Linked DNA regions of Mus musculus: region 1 is linked to region 2. Evidence: chromatin loops called from intact Hi-C (ENCODE). Cell type or tissue: heart. All regions are shown on one strand. Each heading gives the region's core, and the rest is flanking DNA. Links, peaks and the distances in the headings are about the cores only. Region 1 overlaps Dnah6 (dynein, axonemal, heavy chain 6). Region 2 overlaps Tcf7l1 (transcription factor 7 like 1 (T cell specific, HMG box)).

Evidence for each region. Peaks named below come from ENCODE experiments on the same cell type or tissue, not always from the same donor. Only the 100,000 strongest peaks of a DNase experiment are listed, where the experiment ranks them.
Region 1: a loop joins it to region 2, with 2.9 times the contacts of the local background. A loop is called at or near these places in 8 of 42 quality-filtered maps.

What each region holds. Positions count from the first base shown.
Region 1 is chr6:73,149,983-73,157,982 of GRCm38, forward strand. Dnah6 (dynein, axonemal, heavy chain 6) reads right to left here. Exons shown (of 77, transcript NM_001164669.1): 21 at 6,359-6,478; 22 at 5,273-5,453; 23 at 2,687-2,783; 24 at 1,509-1,728. Among named protein-coding and RNA genes, the nearest start is that of Gm24533, 12 kb to the left of the region's middle. In heart, for the core only: a CTCF peak has its summit at 3,895 (motif pointing left); a DNase peak (open chromatin) is centred at 3,899.
Region 2 is chr6:72,638,407-72,655,020 of GRCm38, forward strand. It overlaps Tcf7l1 (transcription factor 7 like 1 (T cell specific, HMG box)), which reads right to left. Exons shown (of 12, transcript NM_009332.3): 4 at 10,714-10,797. Among named protein-coding and RNA genes, the nearest start is that of Gm31391, 8.5 kb to the right of the region's middle. In heart, for the core only: a CTCF peak has its summit at 9,090 (motif pointing right); a DNase peak (open chromatin) is centred at 9,225; H3K4me3 peaks cover 406 bases; H3K27ac peaks cover 1,067 bases.

The sequences.
Region 1 (8,000 bases), core at 1-8,000, 510 kb after region 2:
TGGACACCAGGACCCTGACACGAGGCTGCAGCTCTCCATAATTCTGTGGCCATCAGTCAGTCACCTAAGGGCAATGCCCCAAACCCCTCCATAGGTGGAGGACATGACCACAGATCACATAGCCTCAAGACCGATCTCCATTTTAATGAGGACCTAAAGGTCTGAAGGGCTTAGCCAATTAAGCTCCCATTCCCAGACACTCCTCCCTGCAAAAGATATTTAACCTCAGGTCCGCCCTGAGAAAGTGGGGTACTGTTTCACTCATCACCATTCTCTGCCATGACAATAAATGCTTTAAAAGCATGGACTGTCTCTTTTCATGGAGCGGGCCTTCATTTAAAGAGCCGCAGCTAGTCTCCCACAGAAGGCCTCTCAGTGCTCCCAGCCATGGCCTCCACCAAGCCAAGCTGCCCACCGAAACAAGCCAAGGACTCTCTTTCCTGGGGGACCCAGCCGGAGTTCCTCTGTTTTCCCCTTCGGCCCCAGGTTAGATCCACCCCGCAGGTCCCCACTCTGTTCTCAGCTCTTCTGTCGTCTGCGTGCCCAAGAACCAGATGACTAGGGCCTCTGCACAGTCCACAGTCCCAGGAGATTCCTGAGAGGGCTCTGGCAGTCCCTGGGGATCCCAGACTGCGCTCTCCGACCCCTGGAGCGGGGGTCCCTCGGCTTCTCATAGCCCTACACCTGCTCTCCTGCTTGCTTGCTAAGGGAAAGTGCAGAGCCAGGAGCGGACAGACACAGGACACATTAACCCCCACACTTCTCATGCTTCTTTCTTGATTTCTAATAACTCGGATATCTGCTTGTTTGGGATTCCCCTAACCACCTTTCTCACCTGCCTTTGAATTTTCATGTTTTCTCAATGTTCTATCCTTAATTCTCTTATTTTTTCCCTTCAGCACCAGCAATGATACATGCATGCATGTGTGCATCTATGTGTCTACGTAAATATGTATGTATGTATGTGTGTATACGTGTGTGTGTCCTCTGTGCTCTTCAGTCTGCCTATACTTGATTGTCTCAGTGGGTGTTCTCCATAGGCTGGCGCTACACAGCTCTAGAGGAGATGAAGTAACAAACTCTCACGCAGAGCTCATTAAGTCATTTACATACAACTGAAGGTCCCTGTCACCCTGCTAGTGATTCCATTTTGTGGAAGCCATTAGAGGATGATGAATTTTGATCCGGGTATCCTGGCAAAGGCCTGGCACGCTTGGCCAGCCACTGTTCCTCTTTGCAAAGCTGGCTAATCCTTGATTGCTTCTTGCCAGTTCACTCCCCAAACAGACCATCCATTGCAATTATCATGGTGACTTCTAGTCGCTGGACAATTTCTCCATTAGATTTCCGGCTCCTTGAGGGTGAGAGTTTTATCTCAGCTATCCTCAAAACTGCTGGGCTAGCAGAGTCTCTGGCAAGCGCAGGGTGAGAATGAGAGACCTGTACCCCGGGTCCCAGACATGTAATCATGTTCATCTACAGGGAACTATTAATCTAAAGCACCTTACCCGTTCCCCCTCAGGTGACAGCATTGCCAAGATGTCGTTGGTGAAGACCTTTTCTGGCTCAGTATCCATGCCGGGTATTTTCCCTTCTGTAGGAGGCATGAGGGCAAACTCGAGCTTTGAAATGGAGTCGAAGCATTTCCTTAGGTGAGGCTGCACGGCTTGCGGATTGCGTGTCTGGGCCAAAATCTCCAGGAGCTCATCATTTGACAAGAAGTAAAACCTGCCAAGGTAAAGGCACTTTAACATGAAGCCTGACTTGACCGATGCCCAGCCTTGGGTAGCCGTAAGAGACGAGGTGCTGCCAGGAGGACGCCCCGGGCCTCTAATCACACTTGTTTGGGGATCAGGAGCAGGCCACGTATCCCTAAAGAAGTTCTTGTAAAGGTTTTTAATGATGTATCTCAAACACCTAGGCCCAGTAGCTACAACAGAAAGGATTTTTCCAAGAATTATCAATAACAGTGGGTCTTGTTACAATGGTTTGCCTGCTGGTCTTCCTAGGCCTTGAGCCACACTAACCATTGAAGAGTTGATGGGCAGATGGGCACACTAACCATTGAAGATAGTTGCTGGGCCCTTAAAAGTGACAGAATATGATTCTGCAAACATACCATTTCCAACCGTACCGTGGCCATACTTAGAAATAAGGCATCTTTTATGTGTTTCTGTGTCATTTTAAGCAAAATGGGTAAAGAATGAGCTTGTCTGTACCTGACCACACTCAGGGTCACGTGATGCAAGTGTGCCTTAAAAATGCAATTGTTTCAGTCCTGGGTTTGTCTGAAACTCTAGATTTCCAAATCATGCCAACACTGCAAGGTGAGTTGCCAGGCTTCACAGGGACTCATGGTGAGAGGGGTGCAGACTCCAGGACCCCCCACTAAACACAGGGAATAGAAGAGTTAAGGCTGGAGACGCTGCAGAGCTGAGGATGTGGGAAGTGATGTTCTGTGGGTCCCCTGTACTCTCCAGGAGAGACAACTTTGCTCTCCTCCACTCCGAGTGTTATCAAAGCTCAGTATTTGCCCAACAGGTCTGAAGCAAGTCTGCAGGGATGGGAGCATGGGTATCCTCCTCTCCTGTCCAGGTCTCTGCTGTCTGAGGGTGTGATCTGCATCCCCATTCGATCTGCTCCCCAACAAGACATCTCAGGTTGCTGTTGTTGTCTTTTAACTTACCTTGGGAAGATAACTCTCTTTGACTCTAAATATGCCTCCAGACATTTCTGAATTTGGTCAAGTAATGCGTTATTGTTTTGAAAAGTCTCCAGAAGTCCTATATTAAAAAAAAAAAAGTTGGCCAAATTGTATTAAAATAGAGAATATGATTTCAAATGAAAGCAAAAGATATTAGCATTTTAAAAGTCTTTGTTTTGTTTGGTAGAATAGTGAATAATAAAATGGGAGTACTGTTAGAGAAGCTTAGTTTTTTTAAAAAAATTCTTCTTTTCATGTATGTGGTATGTATACATGTTTGCAGGAGCACATGTATATGTGTGTGGGTGTGTGTCTGCAGTTATGCACGTGTCTGTGTAGTCAAGGCCTGGCACTGATATGAAGACTCTTCCTTGATGGTTCCTTTACCCTTTTTTTGAGGCAGGGTCTCTCAGCCAAACCCAGAGTTCCCATCTTGACTCACTTAGCTCACTCTGGGTATTCCCTGTCTCTGCCTTCAGGTTTTATAATGCATCCAGGGATGGATGGCGTGTGAGCCACAACCATCACCCTGTATCTGAGCAGGTTCTGGGGGCCTGAACTCCAGCCTTCTTACTTGTGTGGCCATTACTTTAACTGCTAAACCATCTCCCAGCCCAAGAATTATTACACTTAGTTGATTGTAATCTTCTAATATTTACCTCGCTAGAACAGTGCTTTTAATTTAAAATAATTTTGGCAGGCATCCTCTGCTTTTAGGGGGCCGTGAGCCAGCGTCTAGAACATCCCTATTCTTTGCCACTCTCCTTTTATAAAATGTTAACTAATTTACTTATTTATCTTTAAATTTTCTGAGCATTGGTGTTTTGCCTGCATGTGTGTCTGTGTGAAGGTGTCAGATCTTGGAGTTATAGACAGTTGTGAGCTGCCATGTGGGTGCTAGGATTTGAACCCCATTCTTCTGGAAGAACAGTTAGTGCTTTTAACACTAACCCATTTCTCCAGCCCCTCCTTGTCAGCTTCTTATTGGCATGTTTTCTGTCATGGTTAAGTGCTAGGTGTGGTGATGGCTATTATTCTTCATTATTAAACTGGAACTCCTTAGGCAGTGGCCTTCATGACTCTTCATCTTTGTACCTTTGATACTGATCACATTGCCTGCTTTCCTACCTGCCCAAGACTCAAATCCCAGATCAGTGTCTTCTGAGACCCTATATAGTCAACAGCGCCATCTAGTGGCCAGCCACCTACTTACACACACTGGTCTTAGCCTTGTGTCCTAAGCAAGACTCAATCTCCAAGCACTCCACTCCAGCCCAGATGGGACTCCATCTGGCAACTTTCTAAGCATGTGTGTATCTTAGGGACCTCACATCATTCTTTATTCTTCCCTCTGCCATCAACAATTCTCCTTCTGAGCCACAGAAACTTTTACTCACTCTTTCCTGAAAGTTTCTGCTCAAAAGCCATTTTAATATATGTATGCATACAGACATGAATGCACATATACACACATACACACATACATACACACGCACATTCATGCACAGATATATGCATACACACATTTACACATGCACACATACATACACACACACACACACACACACACACACACGTGGGCACTACATGCATGCTTTTATGCATGCAAACACATACACACACACATACTAGCCCATAGACACTCCCTTATTCTACTTTAATATTTTCCATGGCTTTATCATCAGCTGGAATCAGATTTATTACAGGTGTATACTAATTTATTTGAAGTCTTTAAGGCCAGATGTATTTTGGAATCATATTCTTTTTTATTTCAAAAGACTATTTCCATTTATCAACTGATAAATTCTGTAAGAATCTCTGGGCAATGAACATAGCTCACAAAGTTGCCTTTTTGAGGCAGGGACGGTGTCTGAGACTATGGCCCATCAGAGTCACACGCTGCCATTAGCCATAGGACAAGCCAGCTGTCCAAGGCTTTGGTATAGAGTGTAAACCTCAGTGAGTATACACTGTTAAAACATTCCAACCCCGATGCTGTGGGAGGACATGACATCTCCAGTGGTGCAGCCACCAGCAAGACAGCCGCTATCCTGTAAACAACACTGAACTCGTCGGTTCACACACACAAAGACATGGGAGTGGGAGGGGACTGGAGGGGGATCAGCAGAAGTGGGATGAAGACCAGAGAGGGCAGTGGGGCTGAATATGAATATGATAAAATACATGACATGCATGCATGAAAGTGCCATAGTGTAACTCGTCATTATGTATAATTACTATATGCTAGGAAAAAATCTTTAAAACAATTTCGATCTGTTACTTGAATTGCAACAAGTGGAAATTATATATATATAATAGTGTAGTCCTGGCTATCCTGGAACTTGCTCTGTAGATCAGGCTGGTCATACAAAGATCTGTCTGCCTCTGTCTCCTGTGTGCTGGGATCAAGGGTGTGTCTGTCCACCACTGCCAGGTGCATAAGTGGTAATATTTTTAATTCGTTCTAGTGAACAAGCCGAAACTGGCCAGTGAGATCTTTAGAGGTGATGCACATGTCGGACAAGCAGGGAGCCTCCCTGTTCTACTTGTTTGCCTTGGGGTTTCTACCTGGCTGAGTCGCAGCCCGGAGCGCGTTAGGCAGCCGGTTGACCTTCCTCATGATTTCCTTCCATGACTTATCCACCTGAAGGAACATCTTGGCTTCTGCAGGCAGCTGCCTCTGAATGTCTGGGGCATTAAAGATGCTTTCTAGGTAGAGCCAGTTTCTCTGACAGTTCAGCCACTCTTCCTGGAGAAAAACATGGGACTGTCAACCTGGAGCTTCCAACTGGATAATCACTGGTTAGACTGGAGATTGTGGCTTTGGGAATTACTACATCTTTTCCTTGGGAGAGGCCCCATAAGTTCTTCGAAACAAAATTTCTTAAAAGAGCCCAAGATTCTGTCCAGCCTGACTCCATCCACCCTCTCTTTCCACTGAAGATGATTACGAGTCAGCTGTGTGGAAAGCCAGAGGGGTCCCATGACTCATGATTAAATGTGTAGAGGAAGCATTCTGTTGGGAGGCAAGATGATCTCCTGCAGAAGTTTGAAAGGCAGGTGGGCTACAGGTTCATGATGACTCCTAAACACATACAAGCCCAGCCTAGGACCACCCAGGGAGAGAGTCTTAGTGAGGAGTTATCCAGATTGCCATATCTTAGGAATAGCACAGCTATGGGATTCCCTGAGCAGAGGAACCCAGTACAAGCCAGGATCACTTCCTAACCCACACAACTATGGGACTCCAGATGTATTGTACCTAACTAATAATTATGTTGCTAACAAATGTATAACTCTAATTTTGTGATATTTTTTCGCCTATCAAAATAATTTACCAATGATGATAAAAGTGACAGTATGATGTAAACAGCCAAATACATGTGTGCTTTCTTCTCATTCTGAACATAATGTCAACAATTAAATCCTATACTTCTGAATTATATATTAAAACAACAATATGTGTGTGTGTGCATTCACACACATACATATATGCACACATATAATGGTGTTGTGGAGCAAACCCAGAACTTTGTACATGTTGGTCAATCCTTCTACCTCTGAGCTGCGTCCCTCGCCCCACAGAATCAGTATTTCCGAAGGCTTTGTGGCTCTCCAAATCAGAGTCCAGGAGCTGAAACTGCCCCTACTTACCAGTGTTTGATTAAATAAGGAAAGCTGTTTCTGCCAGTCATCCACTCGAGACTTCAGGGGACCCACATACCGGGATGAGGCAATGGTTGCAATGTTGATGGTGCTATCATCAAGTAGGACCTTCAGGGAGAAGAGGCCAGGACACAGGCAGACGCATGAGTCCTTGAGCTCAAGGTATTTGCAATTCCAAGGGCCCGTTTAAGGATAACTCATCTGAACAAGTACTATAGGCCCACCTACAGCTTCCTACACAGACAACTGCAAAGCTTGTTCTTTCACTGTGCTTACAACCCTGTGTATTCTCTCAAAGGTCACTAGGGGACACTTAACTAAGAGACTGTGTGTGTGTGTGTGTGTGTGTGTGCGCGCACGTGAGTGCATGCATGCCTGTGCCCTTGTATGCATAGGAATTCGCATGCTCATAAATGCACATGCATGTGGAGCCCAGAGGTCAACCTAGGATGATGTTCCTCACTTCCGTTTTGAGACAGCATCCCCCAGTGGGACCCAGGACTCTGCTTAGACTGGATGGTCAGTGAGCCCCAGAGATGCACACGTCTCTGACTCTTTAGTGCTAGGATTGTGAGCACGCATCACCTCCCTGCTCCATCCCAGCTTTCTAAAGTGTGAGTGGCGGGACTTGAAGTCAGGTCTTAAAGCTGGTATAGCAAATGTTTACTGACGAAGCCATCTCTGAGCCCCGGATTCTGCAGTCATTAATGGCATATGTTTGATTAGTTTAATGTTCTTCTCTTGCCCTCAACATTAGGCGACTGGCACCCCCTTTATACAATGTAGTTACTCTGGTGGGCTTTCATCTGTCAAAAGACGAAGCTGAATCCTCTGGAGGAAGCGTTCACAGCACCTTCCTCCCGACTGCTCCCCACACACAACAGCATCCCTCATAAAACATGCCAATCTAAAAAAATGTGTTGGTCTGAAACATTGAGTCGTTCATTGCAGCCCCGCCAACCGGCCCTTAACTTGCCTTGTTCACCAGCATTCATAGAATGATGTCTGATTTGCCCTCTACCAACAATTCCATCTATATTTCTGTCTTGTGGCCATTCTTATACTATGGCTTTGTCTTTTAAGTTGGGCTGTGGGACCCCTTCCCTTTGCCTTTAGATTTTAAGTGACTTAATGCTCAAAGTATACGGGTTAGATTTTATCCACCTGAACAGACAACATCGAGTTTAACTTCTCAGCCTGCTGTGCACTCGAACTGCTCGCTCCTGTTATCTTGCTGTGTTTGAAGTTCCCCCTACCCCGTTCTCCACCTCCCATCTTTAATGTCGGTTGTCCTGGCTGATCTGATGGAGGAAAGACTCTTCTACTACTTCGCATATAACTGATCACGTTATTTTAATTATTTCCTCAGCTATAGGCCTGGAACTCCTACACACACACACACACACACACACACACACACACACACCATTTTATTACTTTGGTAAATATTTGTGAATAAGCATTTGTGTCAATTATTTACATCTTGTTTTCCAAGTTAGTTCTTCCTTAGTGACTCATAGTTCATTTCCTTACCTTAGTCTTTCACAGAAGCTGCAGGACGTATGGTCAGGACTTTTTATCACAAAATTGCTCTCCTCCCCCTCCAGTTCTTTTCTTCATTTTGAGGCAG
Region 2 (16,614 bases), core at 5,369-13,368:
GTTTTATCTTGGTAATTTTCTGGCTTAAAGTTTTATGGCAGAGAGCAACGTTCTTTGCATCCACCCTATCACAAACAGCTAAAGAACTCTTCCTTAAGTCAATTCCTTAGATGATGGTCTCCTTTTTAATTATGCATATTTGCCTCCCCCCTCCCTCCCTCCCCTTCTCCCTTCTCCCTCTCCTGTCCTGTCCTGTTCTGTCCTCTCCTCTCCGGTATCTACCTGTCTCTACCTCCCTAGTCCTGGAACTAAAGGCTGGGATAAAGCCACTGTGCCTGGCTTTATTTTTCTTTTATAATTTTTTTTATATTTATTGACTTTATGTGTATCAGGGTTTGCCTGTGCGTATGAATATGTACTATGTGTAAGCCTACTTAAGTTTGATACCCACAGAGGTCAGAAGAGGGCATTGGATTTCCTGGAACTGGGGTTAGGGTGGTTGTAAGCCAGCAGGCGCTGTGATCCTGTGCAAGAGCAGCGAGTGCTTTTGACTGCTATGCTAGCCCTTGTCTCCAGCCCTGGTCCCTTCCTTGAGTGGCCTCTTCATGAGAACTTGACATACAATGTCAGAAGCTACTCTGCTCTGCTGTCTCTTACTTTCCCCAGATGCCAACTTCTGGATTCTTCACCGATTTCTGGTCCCCTATTTCTAATTACGCCCAAGTCTATCTTAAATTTAGCAGAAAAATATTCTGGAAGGAGCCAGCTGGCACAGATAGTAAGGGTGAAAGATTTATATGCAACAAGAGCCAGGCAAAGAAGAAGTTAATTAAAATTTGGACAAGAGGGACTTGCGAGATGGCTCAGCTGGTAAGGTTTAAGTCACCAAGCATGACAACATGAGTTTAATCACAGGAATTCACAAGGTGGAAGAACAAAATGACTGCTAAAAGGTATCCTCCACCAACACACCACCAGGTGTGTGCTGCTCCTTGGCCCCCAATAACCAGGCCAGGCGTGATGGCACACACCTTTAATCCCAGCATTTGGGAGGCAGAGGCAGAGGCAGGTGGATCTCTGAGTTCGAGGCCAGCCTGGTCTACAGAGTGAGTCTCAGGACAGCCAGGGCTACACAGAGAAACCCTGTCTTACAAAATAAGAGGATTTACATAGTGACTGAAGGCAGAGCAAGTTAGGCACGCAGTGAGAGGAGGGGCGATCCTGGCACAGGAACACTAGTGTAGATGCTAGGCGGTACACCTAGGGCACTAACAGAGGCCATGTACTGAGCAAGATAAGGAGGCAGTGAGGCCTCGCACAGGAGCAGAACACTGGGAACGGCCTGGGTTTCAGCTCTGGTGCCTCGGGCACAAACACTCCAACTAAGCTTGGTTTGATGGCACACACCCGCTTCCCGAAGGATTGAGAAGCTGAAGTTAGGGCAGTGAGCTAGCTCAGCAGGCAAGGCTTCTGAGTCTGATGGCCTGATTCTGACTCCTAGGACACACATGATGGAAAGAACTGACTTCCATGAGTCACACACACACACACACACACACACACACACACACACACACACACAGAGGTAAAAGTAATTTTAAAAAATTAAAAAGAAATGTCTGGGCAGTGGTGGCGCATGCCTTTAATCCCAGCATTTTGGAGGCAGAGGCAGGCAGATTTCTGAGTTCGGGCCAGCCTGGTCTACAAAGTGAGTTCCAGGACAGCCAGAGCTATACAGAAAAACCTTGTCTTGAAAAAACTCAAAAAAAAAAAAAAAAAAGGCTGGGCAGTGGTGGCACATGCCTTTAATCCCAGCATTTGGGAGGCAGAGGCAGGCGGATTTCTGAGTTTAGGGCCAGCCTGGTCTACAGAGTGGGTTTCAGGACAGCAGCCAGGGCTATACAGAGAAACCCTGTCTCAAAAACAAACAAACAAACAAACAAACAAACAACCAAACCAAAACAACAACAACAAAACCAAACCAAGCAAAAAACCAACAACGAAAAAGAAACGAAGTTGAGACCAATCTAAGTTATAGAATGAGACCATGTCTTTAAGTCACAGCACAAGGCCAGAATCCAAAATGAAACGTTCCAACCCTTAAGACAGCAAGGACCATGCTGCAGGCCAGTAAAGATGTAAAGATAAAGGCAAGGACCTGCAGGCCAGGGAGAGAGGATGCTCTGGGATTGGAATGTGCCCGTGGGTCCTTGTGTGCAATGGTCCTTGTGTGCAATGGTCCTTGTGTGCAATGGTCTGTCTTGAAAGCTTTGCAGGTTGGGCCTTGACTATAATTCTTTAGCTAACTCCTTCCTGATCAGAGGTCTCACCTCCCGTTCTCGTTAGTAGGGATACCACGGGGAACCGAGGGGTACTTTATCTTTTTGCAGTTGGTACTACTATTCCTTCCTGTGTGTCCAGACTGGCTTCAAACTCTTAGCACTCCTCCCTGGTGACAGGCCTCCCTCAGTGACCCAGTCCTGGGAGAACATTTAAAACCCCTGCAATCCAAATTGTTGTTAGAATTTCACCAAGGTCAACAGAACCGAGAGTTGTTTCTTGATTACCGAGCTCAACATCTTCGCTTCAAGTCCACTTTAGCTGGCATGATAGATCTCAGGGCTACAGAGCGAGATCCTATCTCAAAACCAATCAACGACAACAAAACCACACCAGCATGGTACACCATGGCATGGATGTGGGGGTCAGAAGACAATTTGCATAAGTAAATTCCGTCCTTTCACCATATGGGTCCTGAGGACAGAATCAGGCCACCAGACTTAGTGACAAGTGAGGTAAAGGCCCTCACCACCAGTTTGTGTAACTGTGTTATCAATGGCACAAATTTGCTTTGCTGCATTGTCGATTCTATCTCTGTGGAGGCCGGAGAGTGGGAGGTGTACGAATTTCAGAGAAACTAAAGGACAATCACAGAAAGAAACAGAACGAGGCTTCTCAACCTGTGGGTAGTGACCCCTCTGGGAGTCAAAAATAGCTTTTCACTCGGTAGCCAAGGGCCATCGGAAACCACAGGTGTTTGCGTAATGATTCATAACTGTAGCAAAATTACAGTTATGAAGCAGCAATGAAAATAATTTTACGGTTGGTGGTTGCAGCATTAGTAAGGTAAGGTTGAGAACCACCAGTCGAAGGAGTGATGCAGGCCTTGCCCTCTCGTCTTGACTGCCTTCTCAACCCAGTGGGTAAATACTCGTTGAGAAAGCATCTGCACGCCTTCCAATCCTCTCCCCAGAAAGCACTCACTAAGGACCCAGGGGCAAACAGCAGCACTAACATACAATGGAAACACCTGGCATCAGCTAATCCCAAAGCCAACATCTCTAACATGGGCGTGTTGACACAGTGGGTCTGCTCCTGATAGGATGAGGACACCTAAAGCTGGGCTAGCTCGTGTGACGTCCTGGGCTCCCTCCTGCCCACTGACTAAGCTGAGCCTGGTGGCCCAGGCGTGTAATCCCAGCACTCGAGGAAGGAGGGTCAGAAGTTCATGGCAGTCCAAGAGAACGAACCAAGTCTGAGGCCAGCCCGAGCTCTGTGAGGTCATTTACTCAACAAAACAAGAACAACAGAAAAGCCCAAGAAGGAAATGGCTGGCTTTATGTGAGAGTCAGGGAAAGGCAAGCTGGGCTGAGGCCCTGGGCTGACGGAAGCTGAAGTCACACCAATAAAGCCTAGAGGAGTGGTGCAGACGGAAGACACAACCAGCACAGCCGTTATTACCGTGGGCTAGAGAGCTGTGTGAAACGCTAATCTTTCTTTCCTTTTGCTTGTGTGTTATAAGCACATGGCCATGCATGCATTGAGGACAGAGGAGGACGCAGGGTGTCCTAACCCATCCATCACATTCCACCTTACTCCCACTTATTCTCACTGAAGCCTGAGCTAGGCTGTAACCTGGGGTTACAGGAACATGAGCGTGGGCACATCCTTCTGTCTTTTTAATGTGGGGGCTGGGGATTTGAACTCAGGTCCTCCAGTTAACACTATACACACTCTTACCTACTGAATCAACTATCTCCCCAGGCCCTACTCTCTCTCTCTCTCTCTTTCTCCTTCCCTCCCTCCCTCCCTCCCTCCCTCCCTCCTTCCTTCCTTCCTTCCTTCCTTCCTTCCTTCCTTCCTTCCTTCCTTGATATCTCTATTTTGGTTACCTAGGCAAACATTTCTGTTCCTAAGAAACCTACAGTGTTCAGGTCACATTTCCAACTATCAGGAATGGAAAAAAGAAGAAGAACATAAGGAGGGAGAGAGGGAAAACCACAGGAGCTGGCTAGATTTGTAGATCTGGATAAAAAGTATGTGGGAGTTTCAGGTAAGAAAGTTTGAAACTATATTCAAATAAAAATTAACATTAAGTAAAAAGTATAGTCAGTGTGGGAGAACAAATGGGAGGAACCACAGACTTATGAATTGCAGAGACTTCAGAGTCTACACAGGTGTCCTGATGAGATGGAGAAATAACACAAATTTCATTTATTCACTTTTAATTTATTTATAAATAGGACTTCATATGGCCATGTATAAATTTCCTCTATAGATAGATAGATTGCAGAGAGACAGGCAGCCAGAGAGGGCCTTACATAGCCCAGGCTGTCCTTGGACTCACTATGTAGATAAGAATGACCTTAAACTCTTCTTGGCCATCCTCCCCCTACGCTCTAAGTGCTAGGATTACAGACGTGGACCACCATATGCCCCTGCAATGTACAATACTAAGGGAAACCCCAGCCAGTGATTCGGAGAGCGTTCACGTGCTAAGCAACCTGAGGCTTCTCTGCTTGGGGCGGGGGCAGCGAGACGGTCGTCCTTAGAAGGAGAGCATCCAGGCTCTGATTCAGCCACCCATGCTTTGGCCAGAAGCTCTTCAATATGCTTCTGAGAGTGAGCCAGTGGATAATAACAAAATAGGGCATTCGCTATTACAATATTAGTGTAAGTGGCTGCGGGCTGCAGGCTTGGGTTTTTGTTTTTTTGTTTTTTTAACTCATGAACCTCCCCCCCTCCCCCGCCATGCTCCAGCCAAGTCTTGCTCTTTTAAAAATGTTATTACAGTTTTATTTATTGACTTTTTTGTGAGTGTGTGTATGTGTGTGGAAGCCAGAGGCCAGCTTGTAGGAGTCTGTTCTGTTCCCTCCGCCATGTGGGTCGTCAGTCAGGCTTGGTGGCCAGCACCTTTACTAACTGAATATGCACAGGGCCCTGAGTTCAATCCTCAGAGCCCCTAAACCAACTATGGTGGTGAGTGCCTGTAAAGACAGACAGACAGACAGACAGACAGACAGACAGACAGACAGACACACACACACACACACACACCAGTGGTACATTATGTAGCAACACATACATGCCAGCTATCGTCCCTTATGCTCTTTGGCACTTTCTCAAGTGACATAGTGAAATGAACATAATACTTTTATTTTTTGTAGTTGCTTCTTTCTGTTTTTGAATACTTGCTATGTAGCCCAGGTTGGCCTGAACTTCTAAGTCTCAGCCTCCGCCTTCCAAGTACTAGGATTACAGGCATATGCCCACACACCTGACTCATGCATCACAGTTATCATTTCTGAATGAGAAGAGGGAAATGGCTCTCGAGTAAGGAGATGTATATAAGGGCTATCCATCTTTCTCAGAGACCATTCCCCACTCCTGCTCACTTAACAAATTCTCCTTGTGCATATGGAAGATGAAATACTTGTGAACAACGACAATACACTGCCCCCCATCCTTCTCCGCGCTGCAGGAAGAGACTGGTGAAAGATAGGGTAGGGCATGGTCAGTGTGGGGGGTCAGTGTAATTGTCCCTAAGCACTGAGAGTTCGGTGCTCAAACACCACAGTTAGCTGCACAGGGGACTAGAGAGAGGGTTAAGAGCACAGGCTGCTTTTGCAGGAAACCTGGGTTCAGTTCCCAGTATCCAGAGGGCGACTCACAACCATCTGTAACTCAAGTTGTACACCCGTGGTCCTCAACCTTCCTAACACCGTGACCCTTTAATACAGTTCTTTATGCTGTGCTGACCCCCAACCATAAAATTATTTTCATTGCTACTTTATAGCTATTATTTTGCTACTGTTGTGAATTATAATGTAAATATCCATTTTCTGATGGTCTTAGGTGACCCCTATATAAAGGTTGTTCGACCCCAAGGGGTTGCGAACCACTGTTCCAGGGGCTCGATGCCCTCTTCTGGTTTCCTTGGGCATCAGACATGAACATGGTGCAGTCAGTCAGGCAAGCACTCATGCACATAAAATAAAGTCTTTCTAACAAAGCAGAACAGGAAAACCAAATAGTAACAGGCGATTTTTTTTTCTATCTTTCACCCCCAGCTTACTTTAGAGGTGTAAATGGAAAGAATACTAACCGCCAGCCCTGCCCCCATGACACTGGGTTGCGACTCACTGAAGACTCCAGCCACATGACTCACCAAATCTCTGCAAGTACGAACCCTATTTTCTTCATTGGCCCTACTCCCTGGGCAAAGCTTCTTCAAATAGTTTACTTCTGATCTAAGCTAAGTTTTCATAATCTAGTGTTTTTATTTCTCTAATAAAAAAAGAAAAGGAAAGGAAAGGAGAGGAGAGGAGGGGAGAGAAAAGAAAAGAAAAGGAAAGAAAAGAAAAGGAGAGGAGAGGAGAGGAGAGGAGAGAAAAGGAAAGGAAAGGAAAGGAAAGGAAAGGAAAGGAAAGGAAAGGAAAGGAAAGGAAAGAAAAGAAAAGAAAAGAAAAGAAAAGAAAAGAAAAGAAAAGAAAAGAAAAGAAGAGAAAAGAAAAACCAACGCCCCTGCTTCTGTGATCTTGTCCTAAGAAACTTCAGGTCCAGCTCACGCCCTCTGGCTTGGACAAGGAGTCAGGTTCCGTGATTAGGGAGGTAGGGAGCACCTCTCTCCCCAGCTTCATGTCTTTGATTTGCAATTACGGGAATGATTCTCAACTCTGGCTGCCCCTTAAAGTCGCCGTGGGGAGCTTAAAAAAAATTAAGATACCAGCCCCACCCCAGCCCAATTAAATCATATCCTTGGGGGATTAAGATGTTAAATTCTATGGGCTCATTATCTCTATTACCTTCGCAATCTGTCCACTTGTTTTGGCACCTAATTCGGGCCCTCATTACCTCTTAGTTCTGCTAATTAAACTTGATGTTAATTGTTCATTCCCTCTCTTAATTTCTTAACAATGACGACCGCAGCAGCAGTGGTGGCGATGAGGGTGAAGTGTGGTGACGTTTGGAAAGCTAACCCTTAGTGAAGAGTTACTTTGTGTTGGGCACAATGCTGAACTCATTACAGCACACCAGCTCATTTCTGCACAACTCTATGATGTCAGTGCTCCTCTAATCCCCATTTAATAGATGAGGAAACTGAGGCAGAGAGATGACGTAATTTGCCCAAAGCTTTGAGAAGAGAGGGAAGCAAAGCCGGGATCAGAACCTGCAGGTTTCCACGGCAACCATGACCAGCACATCTCAAGGCAGCGCCCTCCTCTCTGTTCTTGGGAGTTTGGATAAGCTGCTGTACTCTAGGTTGGTATTATTTCCCCTTGGGCGTTATTGAAATTCTTTATTTTATTTTATTTTATTTGGATTTTCAAGACAGGGTTTCTCTGTGTAGCCCTGGCTGTCCTGGAACTCACTCTGTAGACCAGGCTGGCCTCGAACTCAGAAATCCGCCTGCCTCTGCCTCCCAAGTGCTGGGATTAAAGGTGTGTGCCACCACTGCCCAGCGAAATTCTTTTTAAACATTGGGGATTTAATGTTTGCTTTCTATTTAATTTAATATTTTTAAAGATTTATTTATTATATTTATGTGAGTATACTGTAGCTGTTTTTAGACACACCAGAAGAGGGCATCAGATTCTATTACAGATGGTTGTGAGCCACCATGTAGTTGCTGGGAATTGAACTCAGGACCTTTGGAAGAGCCGTCTGTGCTCTTAATTGCTGAGCCATCTCTCAAGCCCTTAACTTAATTTTTTAAAAAATACAGGTTCTCCTTATGTAGCCCTGGCTTGCCTGGAACTTGTTATGTAGACCAGGCTGGCCTAAAATTTACAGAGACCTGCCTGTTTATGCCCTACCCATTCAGGTTTTAAAAAATTATATATATATGTGTGTGTGTGTGTGTGTGTGTGTGTGTATATATATATATATATATATATATTTATATATATATATATATATTTATATATACATACATACATATATATATGAAATATTCTGTGTGCGTGCGTGTGTGTGTGTGTGTGTGTGTGTGTGTGTACCACAGTCTGGTTGTGGAGGTTGGAGGGTGACTTGCAGGGGTCAGTGCTCTCTATCAAGTAGGCCCTAGGGATTATACTCAAGTCACAGGCATGGAAGCAAGCACCTTCATCTGCAGAGTCACCTCCCGGCCTGTTTATGTTCTGCAGTATTAGAACAGAGTATGATGATGTGGAGTCCACTGGAACATCACCTGCTTCACTATCTATAAAGCAACGTGTGCCATCGGTTCTTGCTTTTCTGTACTCGGACAACATGAGGCCTCTGTTTTCCCGCTGTGCTGGGATCTGGTATCCAGATCACTCATCTGCATTCTTCTGTCTCATCCACTCATCGGCAATGTCTAGATGATCGGCAGCTGCGACTGCCAGAGGCTTCTTGAGAGGTTAGGGATTTCATATACTTTTCTGTTACCCCGAGAAAGCCCTGAACAGCCGGTTTACGTGAGGAAAAAGGCCAAGAGCCAACAGTGTCCTGGAGCGAAGGAGGTAGGAGTGCCCAACACTGTCAGCTGCCCCCTAGATGGTGCCTAGAAATCGAGGAGATGAGTGAGTGTGGCAGTTAGAGCTGGGCTAGGCTGCCCTGGGTTGGTAGGGAAGGAGATGTGACTGGGCGTTAGTGGATGTGTAGGGTGATGCTCACAGGGAGGGTGAGACTTTAGATTTGAGAGGGAAATGGTGTCCTCTAAAAGGAACCCATGAAAAGATAGCCTCTGGACAGGAGAGGGGGCAGTGAGCTCTGACATCTTGGGGTTTACTGTGGGAGGCTCTGGGGTACCACAGAATGGGTGGGGGTCAGCAGAGATGGTAGGCAGTGAAGAAGATAGCTGAATCAGGGCTAACCATCCTTCCCTGGGTCTGATTCAAGCCACTAGAGGGCGCCTGTACCTCATGCTTACATGCAAATAGGACCTCGGAGATTAGAACCACTGCCTTGACACAAGGATTCAATAGTGTGGTGACAAGATACAGACCCTACCAGCAGTACATTGCATGTCTTGGGACAGCCTACCCTGGGTGGCTGGCTCTGCCCCCACATGGTTATTCCTGTCTACCTCCTGGCAGAGGGCTGTGGCAGTCACCCGAGAGCCGTACATGACATCATGTTGTAGACGACGAATAAGACTAGGGCTCTCTCACTCAGAGCTGGTCCTGTGATTGCTGGAAACGACGAAAGTTCGTCGCACCTCTATTTATACTCTGAGTGTATCTCCTCCCTCACAGCTGCCCTTTAATGAGCAAGGATTATCAGTATATCTTAAAATGTCCTGTGTGAGAAAACAACATGCCTGGGATTGGCTGTAAAGTAAGAGAGGCAGGAGAGGACCATGAGTGGCGGCAGGCAGCAGGGGAGTTTGTTTTGTATAATGTATTCTCCCTCCATAGATTTTTAAATTTGTCTCTAGTAGTTTCAAAGATCGCCATGGAACCCTAAGGCGGTGAGGAAGCCCTCATCCCCTGTCTATAAAATGGACAGGTTGAGACAGGTGAAGAGATCCTCTGTGCCTCTGAGACTCGCTAGCAAGATAGTCGTCACCAGATAGCCTGGCAGGCATCCGCGGAGCCTGGCTTTACTTCCTGGAAGACGGAATGCGAGGGTTAGATTCCAGCCTCATCTTTTATATGCATTGTGTGCCAGTGCTGGGTCATGAGAAGGCAAGGAGCCCTGCTGGGACTCCACTGCTCCTGGCTCCCCTTTCCTCCAAGACCCAGTGTTGCCACAGCTGTGCGTGCGGAGCAGCCGTTGGCCACATTTAAATGGATGCTTCCCTGAAACAGCTGGTAGAGAGGAGCCCCCTTAACTGCAGTCTTCCAGCTCCAGGGAGAAGAGGAGGGTTTCTGAATGAACCAACTGGACAGAAAGGACCTCTTGTTCATAGGAAGTGGGGAAGGATTTGAAGCAGGTGGCCAGGAAGAACCGGGGTTAATGGTCAGGGCCATGTGCCTTCAATCAAGCCTTCCAGGTGGTGTGTGCTTTTGTGCTGAGGTGGACGGAAAGGTGAGGAGGCTGTCTAAGACAGAACCTTTGGTAACCCCTAACTGTGCCCACACCGGGTGTGAGGGTTAATCTTCATTGTCAATCTGCCTGAATTTACAATCACCATGGAAACACCCTCCAGGTGTGTCTGTCTGTAAGAGTGTTGCCATAAAGATTTAACTGAGGAGGGGGAGACTCACCCTGAATGTGGGAGGCACCATCCAACGGGCAGGATCCCCATACTGAACAAAAAGGAAAAAATGAGCTGAGCACCAGCATCCGTCACTCTCTGCTTCCTGACAGTGGCTTTACCAGCCGCCTCACACTCCTGCCACCGGGACTTCCCCACCAGATAGCCGGTCCCACCAAACCGTGAGCCAAAACCAACCCTTCCTCCGTTAAGGCAGATATTTTAGCACAGCCGTGAGAAAAGCGAGACACCAAGGAGACAGACTCAGGAAGCTTCTGGAATGGGGAAAGGAGTCACAGACAGGGCCCAGGAAGCTAAGGCAGACTCACCAAGTGTGCTGGAGATGGCGACCTTGTGTCCTTGACTGTAGCACTGGAGGGGACATCGAGGAGGGGCCATTTCATCTGTAGGTACTGCATGGGGGACAGAAAACACGAAGCGGTGAGATGAACTCTCTTGGGCTCTCAGGGAGGTCACCAGCTGTAAGCCCACAGACCCTACAGGGTCAGTCACCTCCACTGCCACATGGTTCTAATATGGCCCAGCATACATTTATAGCTACTCCACGACCGCCATTCATCATCATGGCTGGGGCCAAGACATTAAACAGCTCAGGTAAAGTAGTAAGTGGGGAGGAAATGGATACACTCCCACGTGACCATCTTCTCCAAAGAACCCGTCATGGGGCTCAAGTCTTCTTTAGCCCCCCTGTGTAGCAAGGCAGATTATCAGAGAACAGATTCCCAAGTCTGGTCTGCCTTCCTCTGTTAAGGCAGATATTTTAACACAGCACGAGAAAAGTAAGGCACCAAGGAGACAGTGCCATCACCAATGGCACTCCCCAAGAAATGTACTTGTGGGAGTGGAAACAAATGGGTAAAGCATGGGACAGGGCAAGGCATAGGTCCAGGAGGTGGAGTACTCAGCTATCGTAAACGAAGCCCTATATGTAACCCTCAACTCCAAATACGTGGGTGGTGGTGGTGGCCTGCCTGAAATCCTAGCTTTTGTGGGTAGAAGTAGGAGGATCAGAAGTTCAAGGTCACCCTCTGCTACTTAACAAGTTTGAGGCCAGTCTAGAATATATATGAGGTCTGTCTAAAAACAAACAAACAAACAAACAAACAAACAAACAACAGCAAAACTCCTACCTGCCCCACAATCAAGTGTCATAAGTAATTATCATCTTCCTTTCTTTATTTGAGATAGGGTCTTGTTACACAGTCTTGGTTGGCCTGGAATTTATTATTTAGACCAAGCGGGCCTTGAATTCTCAGCGTTCTTGTTGCTACTAAACCTGGAGTACTCCGACTATAGGTGTGTGCTACCACACCCAGCATCTGTTCACAGTGATGGATGGTGACCTTGCTTTCATTAGTGTCCTTCAACCTTGGAACAATCACCCAGCACCCCGTCTCCTGCCATGCATCACTGGAGGGGAGAAAAAGGGATTCTTTCCATACCCGTGTGCATACAACTCACGCACGCATGCTCTTAGAGAACAACATTTCCTTAACTCGGGAATGGCACTCACTGTCTGACAGGAGGGAGCCTAGGGGAAGCGGTGGACCCTGGGCTTAGAGTACAGCCACAGGTACAGATCTTACTCAACCCAGGGAGGTTGTGACCCAAGACAAATGACTTAACAATTTGGAGTCTGTTTTATCACCTGTGGGGCAAGCTATTATGACTAACTTTACAGGTTGTTAGCAGGAACCGGACCACGTCAGGCACTGAACACTGTCTTACACATGGGAGATATTTGATAAATGGCAGCTCTTATGTTCATAAGCAAACCATTAGTCTTTGCCAGGAGCAAAAGCAAGCATGTTGTCCTAGAGTCAACATTGACAGGGTGCTTCTGGGCAGCCGACCAGCGAAGCAGCGTGTGCAGGAGTCTTGAGGCTGCTTTGAGAACTACATACAATTCTTTGAGAAGTGGAGGCTCGGGACGACTTTCAGAGACATAAGGAAGCCTTTGAATCATCCTTGGATTTCACAGTGGGTGTGGGGGTGGAACTGGCAGAAGAGCAGCGTGGGCAGGACAGGGGCGGAGTTTTTAGGAAGGTATTCACAAGGCTTATGGGTATAGCTCGGGTGGGCAGAGTGCTTTTCCAGCATGCATTGAGGCACTGGGTTTGATCCATAAACTGAAGGTAATAATGCACGCCTGTATTCCCACCTCACCTCAGGGGAGGTAGAGGCAGAAGGACCAGATGGTCAGAGTCATCCCCCTGATGCATAGAATGTATGGGACCAATCCTGGCTACACGTAATCTTGTCTGGAAAAAAAAAATGGGGTAGGGAGATGGCTCAGGAGGTAAAGGCATCGAGGAATCCTGAAGCCCACATAAAAATTGGGATTTGAGAGTATGGATCTATAAATTCCAGGAGTCTCACTGTGAGGCAGGAGACAGAATTGGCTGTGGTACTCAATGCAGCAGCAGAGACACGAAAGATCTTGCCTCAACAAGTGGAAGATGAGAACCGACAGCCCATCATGCCCCTCGCCAGACCCTTGCCAGAGTACCAGCCTCCAGCACCTCCTTTGTTTTGATGTTCTCCTATGGTGGTGACTTGCAACTGAGTAACACTGTCTAGAATTAACATCCATGTCTCATGGTGGTGGCCTACACCTTTAATCCAGCTACCTTGGACCTTGTTTAAGGAAAAAAAAAAAAGTAAGTGAAGTAAAAGTAAAATACAAAAGCAAACCATCCAGCCGTGGTGGCACACACCTTTAGTCCCAGCACTCGGGAGGCAGAGGCAGGCGGAGTTCTGAGTTCGAGGCCAGCCTGGTCTACAAAGTGAGTTCTAGGACAGCCAGGGCTATACAGAGAAACCCTCTCTTGAAAACAAAACAAAACAAAAACAAAATAAAAAAACAAACAAAAGCAAAACAAAGTGGGGTGATGGTAGCGCATGTAACTGTCCCAGTAATCGTGAGGCAGAGGCAGGTGGATCTCTGAGTTTGAGGCCAGTCTGGTCTACAGATCAAGTTCCAGGACAGCCAGGGCTACAGAGAAACCTTGTCTTAAAACAACAACAACAACAACAACAACAACAACAACAAAACAAAACAGAAAAGCATTAGTCTCCGTGAAATCCATCTGATGTTGAAGGGAAATGTCTTAGATTATATCACCCAACAACAGACACGTCTCTAAACCCATCAGCTCTATTCTGATCTGGTTTTCCTTTGTGTCATAAAAACATATGTGCTTATTGGTCGTCCCAGAAAGATCTTTAGATGGTATCAGGGTGGGCCAAAACTATCTGAATTTTGGTTTGGAACAATGTTTGGGGTCTTAAACATGGCCTTTTTCTTAAACAACACGTTGATGGCTTCTATCCATCAAATGCCAGCAGCCTCCCAGTCTCTCTTGGCAATTAGAAATGTCTCAAAGTCAGGGATGAAGAGATGTCTGAGCCATAAGAACATGTGCTGCATGCTCTTGCAGAAGACCCAGGTTTGGTTCCCAGCAACAATGTGGCAGCGTAAAACTGAGCTTAAAACTGCAGATCTAAGGGATCTGATGCCCTCCCCTGCCCTTAACAGGCACTGCACAAACACATCTAATAAGATGCCTGCCTTGGGCTTCCAGTAACAGAGAGAGACCTTTCTGCCTCAGTGCCGCACACAGGGGTCACAGGCATGCACCAGCGTGCTCAGGTCCCATACTAATTATAACTGAGATCGGGAAGCTAACAGTCTTTAAGCCCCGCCCACCACTGAAGTCTGGCTTTTTTCTGATACATCTGAGAGCAAGTGGATGTGGATAGTTGTCCTGTCACTCTGGTCCCATCTGGCTCTATCCACTCCTGGAGGCCTGAGGAATCCGTTTGGAAGGTAGAACTATGTTAGCGACTTTTGTCCCTTGTGTGTGGTGTACATTTGTCTGTAGGCATGTTCATGTGTGTGGGTGCACATGTGTATGGATATGCATGCATTCATGCCTAGCACTTTCTGCCTTGTTCTCTCTCTCTCTCTCTCTCTCTCTCTTTCTCTCTCTGTTTTTTCAAGACAGGGTTTCTCTGCGTAGCCCTGGCTGTCCTGGAACTCACTCTGTAGACCAGGCTACAGATTTTTGAACTCAGAAATCCTCCTGCCTCTGCTTCCCAAGTGCTGTGATTAAAGGCATGCGCCACCATGCCCGGCCCCTGCCTTGCTCTCTTAATACTGGGTGTCTATGATTGCTTTTTACCTTCTCTATTGAGGTAGGGTCCCACAGCTGAATCCCACCCAGAGCTTACTGAATCCCACCTCTGCCTCCTAAACACTGGGATTAGAACTGGGCCACCAGATGGGCATGGTGTTTATGTGGACGCCAGGGATCTGAACTCTGGTACTCACACTCCTGTGACAAGTGTTTTAACCACTGAGCCATGTCCCCAGCCTCCTTTTTAAAAAAGATTTTTGAAGAGACTTGTGGAGTGGATGTCAGAACTTTAAGACTCCCTGAATCACTTACAAAGCTCTGGATTACAGCATAAGCAGTGGGGAATTCTAAGTGCTTTGCGGGACCACGAACTAGGGCAGTCGGAGGTATCAGTGCCAGGAGCATGCAGGCATCTGCAGTTCTGAATGCCTAGGTCACGCCAGTGGAAAGAAACTGCTTTTCCAAAAAGATTTATTTATTTATTTTCAGTATTAATTCGGTCTCTGTGTGTTGTGTACATGTGTGTGGGTATCCACACAGGTCAGTGAGTTGGATCTCTTTGGGCTACAATTGCCTACGGTTGTGTAAGCCATGAACTATGGGTGTTGAAACTAAACTCGAGTCCTCTGCAAGAACAGTACCCACTCTTTAAACACTGCAACATCTCTCCAGTGCCAAGAAAGCTCTTTTTGGCAGTGGTTCCCATGAGAGGCCGGCCGCACAATTATCCTGGAGGTCACTGCACATGGGTGGAGCATGTCTGTGGGGATTAGGCTGAGCTAAGACTCTGGGCACAATAATGGTGTGTGGACAAATTAAAACAGGTTTCGCCAAGCCTTATCTAAGCTCTGTTGAACAGGCTGCGGGAGGCTCAAACTTCTGACCAGCACATCACAGCCGGGCATCAGCGCAGCCGATGTGCTCACAGCCTGGTCCAGCTACCCCGCTCTCCTGGGATGACCACTGAAGAGGCAAAGCTCCCTTTGTCTTCAAAGTATCAATACAACTCTTGGAGCTTCTATGACCAAAGGACCCCTCAGGATTCAGAGACAGAATAGTGCCATGCCACCAATCTTCAATATACTGCGTCAAAATGCTACAGTCTCTTGCGACACATACTATGGGCTGATAGACAGTTCCAATTTTCACAGAACCTTGGAAAATGGCTTACCCTTCTGCCATTCTGGTTTATAGTTAAGTACAGTGAAGCTAAGGTTTAAGATGTATCTTTTTGTTGGGGGCCATCAAGTTGGTCAGTAGGTAACGGACCTTGCCACCAAGCCTGACAAGTAGAGTTTGATTCCTGAGGCCTACATGGTGGAAGGAGAGAACAGACACCTGGAGCCTGGAAGTTGTCCTCTGACCTCCACACATGTGCTGTTGTGCCAATCACTACCCCTCTAGATAAATGAAATAAATGCAATAAAAATCGCTCGTTTAAATGTGTGCATGTGTGACTAGGTGTGGTGCATACATGTGTGTGTGTGTCCCGTCCTATTATCCTCTGTCTTGGTCTCTTGAGTCAGGTTTACTACACCGGAGTTAGACTGGTAACCAGCAAGCCCCAGGGGTCCTGCGGCCTCTGCCCACCACAGCACTCAGGTCACAGAGGCACGTGTGGCTACACCCAACTTAACTTCTAATAGTTATTATTTTATACATGTGTGTGCATGTATGTATGTCACCTGTGGAGGCAAGAGGTGACCTTTGTGGAGTTGGTTCCCTTCTTCCACCTTTCTGTGGGTTCTGGGGTTAGCTCCTCAGGTTAGAGAATTCCTCTATGTGCTGAGCCATCTCTCCAGCCTCCGGGGTTTCTTTGTTTCCTGGTTGTTGCTAATGTGGGTGCTGGGGATTTGAACTCAGATCTTCAGGATTGTGTAGAAAGCACTCTTCCCTACGAGCCACTTCCCCAGCCCTAGTATTCTAGTTCGTCTTGTTAGGGAAGGGAGATTTTAGTCCTAATTGTTCTCATCGGAACAGCCGTTGAATCTCTTGGCGTCCACCAAAAAAAAAAAAAAAAAAACAACAACAACAAAAAAAACATGGCCATGTGGCCTCTCCTATTAGACT